Regions from separate parts of the Homo sapiens genome. Here region 1 is linked to region 2. Evidence: chromatin contacts called from ENCODE Hi-C or POLR2A ChIA-PET data. All regions are on one chromosome and are shown on one strand. The core of a region is the stretch at or near the end of the contact, and the rest is flanking DNA. Distances in the headings are between cores, read along the strand shown.

Region 1 (3,938 bases), core at 301-2,800, 490 kb after region 2:
AGGCAGTTCAAATGCACTGTAGGTAGAAGGCAGAGGAAGCCCTTATTTAGCAATGCAGAACTTGGCAGAGGCCCCACATCTGTCATTCTTCACAGCAGTCCCTTCCCACATGCTAGAGGGAAGGGGAAGCATGATAGGGAGGTCCACTTTTGTGGACTCAAACCTTGATGGGGATGTTGAGCAGTCACAACGCTTCTCAGAAAAGGCACAAGCACCCCAGACATTCAGGCCCGGAGAACAGGCTGGCTCAGCAGGTCTTCACGATCGGGTGTCTCGAGCCCTTCTTCGGGAACGAGGGCCACAGCTGGAGCTGGGCATGGAACCCAGGCCAGGGGGTGCTCCTGGGGGTTGGTAACCACACTCATTGGGGTCCAGGGGGTCCCGGCTGAGCAGCACCCACACTGCAGGCACATGGCGGCGCACTGTGAGGGGGTCTAGCCCTGTGTCAGGTGAGGCTGGGACCCAGCTGTCCTCAGTCTGAAGGAAACGTAGCTTGGTGAGCTGGTGCAGGCCTGGGACCCGCCGCTTGACAATCTCAGCGCAGCTGACAGCCTTTCCTGCAGCCCTGCCAGAACCTGAGAACACTACATGCCGAGCACTGCCGCCCTCCAACCGACCCAGAGCCAACCCCAGCAGGTTGCGAATTTTGCTGCCATCTCGGACCCGCATCTCAAGGGTATCAGGAGGTAGCTGGGGCATTGGGGAAGGCGCTGGGAGCTCTACAGAGCCAGCTTTCCGGTAGTGCTCCATCCTGCTTGCTGTCTTGTCTGTGACTCTCGCTGCCCACTGCAGGGAAGCATCAGGTAAGTGCTAAGCAATGTGCCCCAAGTCACTGTCCACCATCCCCTATCTCCATCCAGGATATGGCCCTGCTCCCCGTTCCAGACTTCCCAGAAACAGGATCATGTCCCCTTGTCCTTAGCATCTCGTGACAAGGTCCATGCCTGCCGCAGTCTGGGAAAGGGCTGTACCCCATACACCCCGTTCCTCTACAAGGGCCATAACACCCCCACCTCCAATCCTGGAGTCCAAGAGGCAGGATCACATTCCCCAAACACTGAGCTCTTTGGGAAAGTGCCAGGCCCCCTCATCCTAAACTCTCCAGGACTGGGGCTTAGCCCCCCTTATCCTGGGCTCCTTGGAACAGGGCCTGGAACCCTCACCCCAGACTAATACCAATAGAGAGCGCTCCTCACTTGGGGCTCTACAAGGACAGGGACAAGGCCCTTCGCCCCAGGCCCCCCGGGAAACAGCCAAGAACCCTTATCCAGTGCTGCCCCCAAACAGAACGGATCCCCTCTCCCAGAGATTACCAAGGTCAATCTATATCAACCCAGGTCACTCAGAAACTCGGGGGCAGAGGCTCGACTCGGAGGGCTGCTCAGGACATTCCAAGACAGCCTTGGCCGTTTCCATAGCCACGGTCTCTTCCAGGGTCTTGCCGGCCGCTGCAGCCAAGCCACAGGCGTCCCCCAACCCTACGAGCGCCCCTCTGCCCGCCCGGTTCCGGCTCTCACCGAAGCCGCCTCACGCACGATCCGGAGCCAAGATGGCGCGCGGGCCCGGAGCGCACTAAGGCCGCGGGGCCGCGCACGCCCCGAGGGGGCGGGGCGTGAGGGGCGGGGCGTGAGGGACGGGCCCCGAGGCATCTCCGCCGCGGAAACAACCCGCTGGCCAGAGCGCCCCGGACCAGTCCCAGCGGGGATGGGAACACGAGCGCAGCCTCCGCTGTTACGCCCCGGAGGGAGGCAGGACAGTTCCCTGCGGTAGAAAGGAGCGGCCGTCGGGGAAGTCCTGCGTCTGAAGGAGGGGGATCTGGCCCTTAGAAGATGGGAGGGCTGGCGTTAGCTGTTGAGCAAACGGGGAGCTGTGGGTTTCACCGTGGGTGCGAACAAAGGCTTCAGTTTGTAGTGGCTGCTGTTGCATGGGCGAGAGCCTTAGTTACCGACTTCTGAGCTTCGACCTCATCCTGTGGGCGCTGGCGGACCACGGGGGTTTTCCGGGTTTTCCAGGGGCCAGTCGAACCAGATCTTGTGCAGGGAGCCGAGGAGGGAGTGGTGGGGAAATCGGGCCACAGCCCCTGACGACACCTGCCGCGGAGTCTGGGGGCTGAGGGGGCGGGGGTGCCCACGGAGCCTAGTATGGTGCCTGGCGTATGACCGGCGCTCAATATTTGTTAAATGATTTGTTACATTAATGAACCAGAGAAATCGCGGTGGGAATGGAAAAAAGATTAAGTTGGGAGATACTAGTAGGTTCAGTGACGAGTTGGCCACTGTTTGGACGGAGAAGTAGGAAATTCCGATCTAGGGTGACTCCCAGGTTTCAGATCGGTTTGGACACGCTGAATTTGAGGTGCCGGAGAGGTCGCAAAGGCGGGGCGGCCAATGGGCCGTTGGAAAAAGGGTCTGGAGCCAGAGCACTCCCTGAGACCACAAGGGGGCAGCAAACATTTGGTGGACTACGGTGCCAATCTGTTTCTCAACATGCTTGCCCCAGCGCCCCTACTTCCCAACTTCCCCTCCCCAGGACCAAAACTTCCTGCATCCAAACCTCTTAGGCTGCCCTTCTCGGCTCGTGGCAGCAGGTAGGCTCCCAAGAGAGAAATTTAAAGGCCTTTGCACATGCTGCTCCCTTGGCTCTGAAAGTCCCTGGATATCACTTACCAGGTCCCTTCAGTCCCTTTTTTCTTCTGTGTCCACCTGATAGGACTGCCCTTTTCCTTTACTGTCTATCCTGCTAGCCCGTGCAGGGCAGGGATTAGCCCTATCTACTCCCATCATCTGACATTTGGAGGTCTCTTATTGGTAAATGTGGGATAAATGGATACATAAAGGAATATCCTATTCACATAATCAAATGAGAGCCTTCATTTTGAGAGCTCTACACCTGCCAGAAAGCCAGACCAGGATGAGTTTAGTTCCCAGTCAAACGATTAGGCAGGCTGACACCTCTGCCCCCTACCACCTCCATCCTAGACCAAGAAGCCAGCACACTCCTCCAGTCATCTCTATGGTTTATTGTCACTGAAATAAGAACACTGATTGGGGGGAGGGTGGGTGTTGCAAATTGCAAACCTCAGGTAACCTGACCTCCAACTTTAGAGCCCAGAGTACAGAGAGGTGGGCCTTGAAGCCAATAAATACAAAGCTTCCTCTGCCTTGTAACAAAGGCAGGTTGGCATAGGGCCCTGGAGCCTGACTGCCCAGGCCCACTTTGGGATGGGGAGCAGCTATCACTCCTCTGCTGGCTTCACTTGCGTGGCGGCCTCTAGCTGGCAAAGTAGCTCATCCCACTGCACGAATTGCTTGGAGAGAAGCATTGTCTGGTTGTAGGTCAAGGTGAGAATAGGAATCTGAGTGAGGAAGTTCATGGAAAGTGGGGAACAGGCAAACATAGGTGGGTAGGATAGGATGAGAGAGAGCTAGAGGTGGAACAAAAGGACAGGGCTTAGGGACAGCACCCATTAGGGTCCTAGTTGAGCAGAAAGGATACAGTCTTGTTGTATTCCTCCAGGAGAGCCTTGGACTCCTCAGTGATTTCCACACACTGGTCCTGTAGGGCCAAAGTGTAGCACAGAAAGGAACTGGGCAAAGCCCACATCTTCCACTAAACTTCCTGCCTCATCACGGACTCCCACTCCCCATGGAGCCTAAAAAAGATGACGCTTAACCCCAAAGCCAAAGGAGCAAATGGCTATGGGAGCACTTTCAGGCTCCAGGATGGGTGCCCTAACAGCAGTCCAAAGACGGATGGAAAAGGGAGTGGCCATACATTAAGTAAACATTCCCCCTAGTGTATGTCTCTTCTTCTGTCCTTATTTCTGAACTCTCTTTGAACTTTACACTAGGGCCTGGGAATAGTGAAAAAAGAGCCCCTCTACCCACAGTCAATGACATACCATCCCCAGGAATTCTTGGGTACCTCCCAGCCTCAAC
Region 2 (3,952 bases), core at 1,067-3,566:
ATAATTGGGTTGGTTACAAAGCTTACTGAGAAATTTTTCACTTCATTCATTTATAACTGTCTTTCTATTCACTCTTAAAAAGGCTACTTTCCAAAGAGCTAATGCTTATACCCTGAAATATACTACCAGACACACATTCCCTGCCTTCCTTATAGGAAACAGTTCATGTATTTCTCATATTTCAGTTTATACATTTTTAGATTCTGTTCACTAAAAAACAGCCAAGTGTGCTATTTTAAATACTTCGACATACGTTCTTAGGCTGTTTTCACTATTATGTATCCTGAATGATGCTCTAAGCATCATTATTTCTTAAATCTTTCCTTTGAGGCCTATGACTTAAAAACCAGCATAAAAATATGAGGCAAAAACAAACAAACAAACAAACAACCCTCTAGAAGCAGCACATCCAGAGAGGGCCTGAAGAAATACACTCCTTTGAGGACTTATCAGAAAAGAAATGTATGAGTGAAAAAAGGAACACGAAAAGAGGAAGAAGTCACCAACGGGAAAGAATGGAAAGGAGAGTAAGGCAAGTCCCTCCTAAAAGAAACAGACGGGAAAACTAGCAGAGGTTCTAGAGCAAGTGGAGCAATATATCCACGACCTAGGAGAGAGGTCACATCCCCCCAGGCACTTACCGTGTTGCATTTTGTGCCACACACCACTTGCCTATGATTCAACCACTGAGATGCAAACACTTTATTAAGGGTCCCAAGGTGAAACTCTCTCTCCTTCAGGAGACTGGGAAGTTGCTGTGCTGCATAACCATGCAACACTCGAGAGTAGCTGGTTTCATTCTGTAGCCTGACTTCCCGGTTCTTCAAGTAGTATACTAAGGATCTCTTCACAGGAGGAAGTCTTTTCCTTTTGTGAAGCGAGTGATCCCAGCCAAACTGTGGAAACAACATTAGAAATCAGGGCTTTGGCTACTCTTCTTCAGAACAGATCCTACTGTATTACAGAAATCACCAACTCATAACTCATACTGCAGAATTTACAAACAACACAAATACAAACACAAGAGAACAAGAATCTCAATCCAGAAAGTCGTTTAACTCTTCCAACATTAAAAAGATGTTGCTCACAGTCAAACTTACCAATGTGAATTACAAGGGCTGAAAGTCAAGGGAATGAATGCAGAATAGAACAGACTAAAAGGTTTACTAGACATTTTAGGAGTGAAAGATTGAAGGAAATGAGAGGTAGAGTGATTCCCATACCGACATGGGCTGCATCTCTACCCAGCCCCCTTCTCCCTCTCAGTCTGTACTCCCACTGGAGCACGGAAGATACAGTCCAAGGAGCCAGACCTGGCTCCCAGGTCTTCCAGGGATGCATCATCAATGACCGTTCCTCTGTCATCATGCCCGCGCTCCAGGCAGTTGCAGAATTCGAAAAATCAACCGCCAACGGGGTAGTAGGCCCCCGGGAAATCAGAGGCCATATCTATGTCCAAGAAGGCCTTCCCCTCCAAAGGGGGCGGCATAGAGATGATACCTGGGAACTGTTGTTTCTTTTGGGGTCCAAACGCCGAAAGGCCCAGCTCAGGGTTGGGTATACATATAGGGAGACTACTTCCTTCTTCCAGGAGGGACGCAATCATCCCAGCTTCCTAGGGCCCATGGAAGGTAGAGTTCACTCTACCAGAGTTTGTTTCCGATTCCCTTAACTTCGGTTTCCCCTTCCTCCAAAGCCAAGATTCTGGTTTCTTTTCAAGCCCTATCCACGAATGCAGGCCTCCCGCGGATTATGTCCCATTCCTGAGTTCCCCTTTGGCTCCTCACCGCCCTGGCCTATCTGCCCTCCAGTTAACGAGGGTCCAGTCCTGACCCTATAGGCCCTGAACCCATTCCTGTTTTGCCTCTGACTGCAGACCCTGGACCCCGATTCCCGTCGCAGGATCTGCGGACCCTAAGCCCATCTTGGTTCCTCAGCCTCACCACCCAGGTGCCGGCCTCTCAACCCTCACCTGCGGGCCCTGAGCGTCGCTCCCAGCTCCCGGCGAGGCGGGCGCTTTCCGCTTCCTGCTAACTACTTTCCGGGCCATAGTGGGCAGCGCCGCCGCGGCCCCGCAGCCACATGGGGCGGGGGAAGCGAAGGATAGCAGGACGGCGGGTCATATACTGGGCCCCGGGGCCGCGCACCTTAGTGCGCCCGGCCCGGAAAATGGCCCGGACCCGGAGCGGCAGCAGAAAAAAGATAGGCGGAAAGAAAGGAAAGAGAGAGGAAGGACTTGAGCCGGGAAAGGGAAGGGGAAGCGAGAATGAGCGGCTTTCCGACGGCAGAGCCTGCAAGGACGGCGAGCGGCTAGAACCAAAACACCCCCTCCCCCTTGCTCGCGCGCCGTCACCCTTGCGCAGCCGCACTTCGGATAGCGTCGCCACGGAAACACCGCCGGAACGAGATGGGCGGGATCTAGGGGTTGGAAGATAGTTCTCTGGTGTTTCCCGGCCGCCGCCAGGCCATTTTCAACGGTTGTTTGGCTACTGCTGGATGGAAGTGGACGAGCTGGGGCCAAGGGAATCTGGCTTCTGGCCGCCGACCTCCGACCCCAGCCCGCCTATCCGCAGGCACCCGGAAGTGAGGACCACCAGTGCTGCTGGGGGAAGGAATCCTCCCTAGTGCAGGCCTTAACCCGGTTACCTCCCATCTGGCACCAAACGTTTCCCTGAATCTGTCACAAACCGTGCCCTGGCTCCAAGGGCTGGACAGGGGGGTGGGGGGGTGGGGGGCAGGAACCGCTCCCACCCTCGAGGTGAAGTCCAGTCAGGAAGTCAGGGCAGTGTGGCCAGACTTTCCCACCACTGAGAACCTGCCCAGCACAACCAACCCAGGCCGCCCTACGAGTCTCTGGCTACCCTCTTCCCACCGCTGGGTAGCCCTGAGGCTCCATTCTCCGCTCTGTCTCCTCCTGATCCTTTCTCCTGTCCGAAATGCTTCAGCCCCTCAGTCAGTTTCAGCTCCTCAGTCACCTTCCCCTTACGGTGCAACTTCACCATTCCCTTTAGATTTCCATGACCTGCCATCTAAACCACATGGTCTTTTGTGCTTTATGAAGTAGTCATCACGCTGTAAACTTATCTGTAGCTGCCTGCCTCACTCTTGGATTCAGGTTGCGTCTCCATTAGGGCAGGTCGGGAATTCTGAACTACAGGAAAGAGAGTGGTCATTTTTGGCTTGCCAGTCCAGTTAGAGCTGGCATTGGCCTCCAAACAAGGGGGCTTCATCAGGATCACCCTTGCCAACATTTTTGGAAGATCCTGAAGGAATATGACTGCCAGCCTTCGCTTTCCTCAAGCAAACAAACCCTCTGAGGAAGCAGGATGCTCTTGCTTGGGGCTGATTGGCCTCAGGCTGTGGTGCCCAGTTACCTGCTGGTCACTTCAGGCTTCAGGCCTCAGGCCTCATACCTCCAAGGAGCTCTGTTGGACCATCTCAAGTTCTGTCAACAAGGAGATTTGGATTTGTTTTCCAAGCCGAATCAAAGACCAGATTGAAGCAGGGTCTCCTGCCATCCCAAGTCGGCACTACCACTAACCCCTAATGTCTTGCGAAAGGCAGCTCCATCTTATTTGGTCAGGCCTGTCCCTTTAGAGATATGCACATAGTGAGTGGGTCAGGAGTGGGTCAGCTTTCTTTTTTGAGTCTGTTCTAATTCTGTCTTGCCCCGCAATGCTCTGGATGACCCAAGAGCCCCTGGGCAAGAGTCTGGAATCCTTTGAGAATCTCTAGGCTCAGATTGGGCTGTCAGTGCCAAGAGGGGCACACTGGGCACTGCTGCAGTCTCTTTCTCAAAGTTCCTTTACTTCATCTTCACAACCTAGGAACCATCCCCAAATGTACCTTATAGCAGAGCTCGCGATTTCTTTTCTTTTTTTTTTTTTGAGATGGAGTCTCACTCTGTAGCCTAGGCTGGAGTGCAGTGGCACGATCTCGGCTCACTGCAACC

What was found. Hi-C counts contacts between places; a loop is a spot of excess contacts on that map. ChIA-PET counts read pairs that join two places held with the same protein, here RNA polymerase II (POLR2A). Pooled maps may share reads with other maps.
Region 1: a map of Right ventricle myocardium inferior shows a loop between it and region 2 (2.8-fold over the local background). The contact joins the promoter of RPP25L here to the promoter of DCAF12 in region 2. A Hi-C loop is called at or near these places in 1 of 168 maps with a recorded cell type or tissue (Right ventricle myocardium inferior) and 13 of 50 pooled maps. POLR2A ChIA-PET finds 5 or more read pairs at or near these places in 2 of 52 experiments (H1 and activated CD8-positive, alpha-beta memory T cell).

Annotation. Positions count from the first base shown.
Region 1 is chr9:34,610,547-34,614,484 of GRCh38, forward strand. It overlaps RPP25L (ribonuclease P/MRP subunit p25 like), which reads right to left and starts at 1,551. Exons shown (of 2, transcript NM_148178.3): 1 at 1,518-1,551; 2 at 1-786. The coding sequence starts at 750. The coding sequence ends at 259. It overlaps DCTN3 (dynactin subunit 3), which reads right to left. Exons shown (of 7, transcript NM_007234.5): 6 at 3,496-3,555; 7 at 3,000-3,325. The coding sequence ends at 3,236. RefSeq lists enhancers at 469-1,022, 2,126-2,175, 2,303-2,352 and a silencer at 1,486-1,725.
Region 2 is chr9:34,124,382-34,128,333 of GRCh38, forward strand. It overlaps DCAF12 (DDB1 and CUL4 associated factor 12), which reads right to left and starts at 2,317. Exons shown (of 9, transcript NM_015397.4): 1 at 1,973-2,317; 2 at 642-896. The coding sequence starts at 2,050. RefSeq lists an enhancer at 1,866-2,567 and a silencer at 2,002-2,051.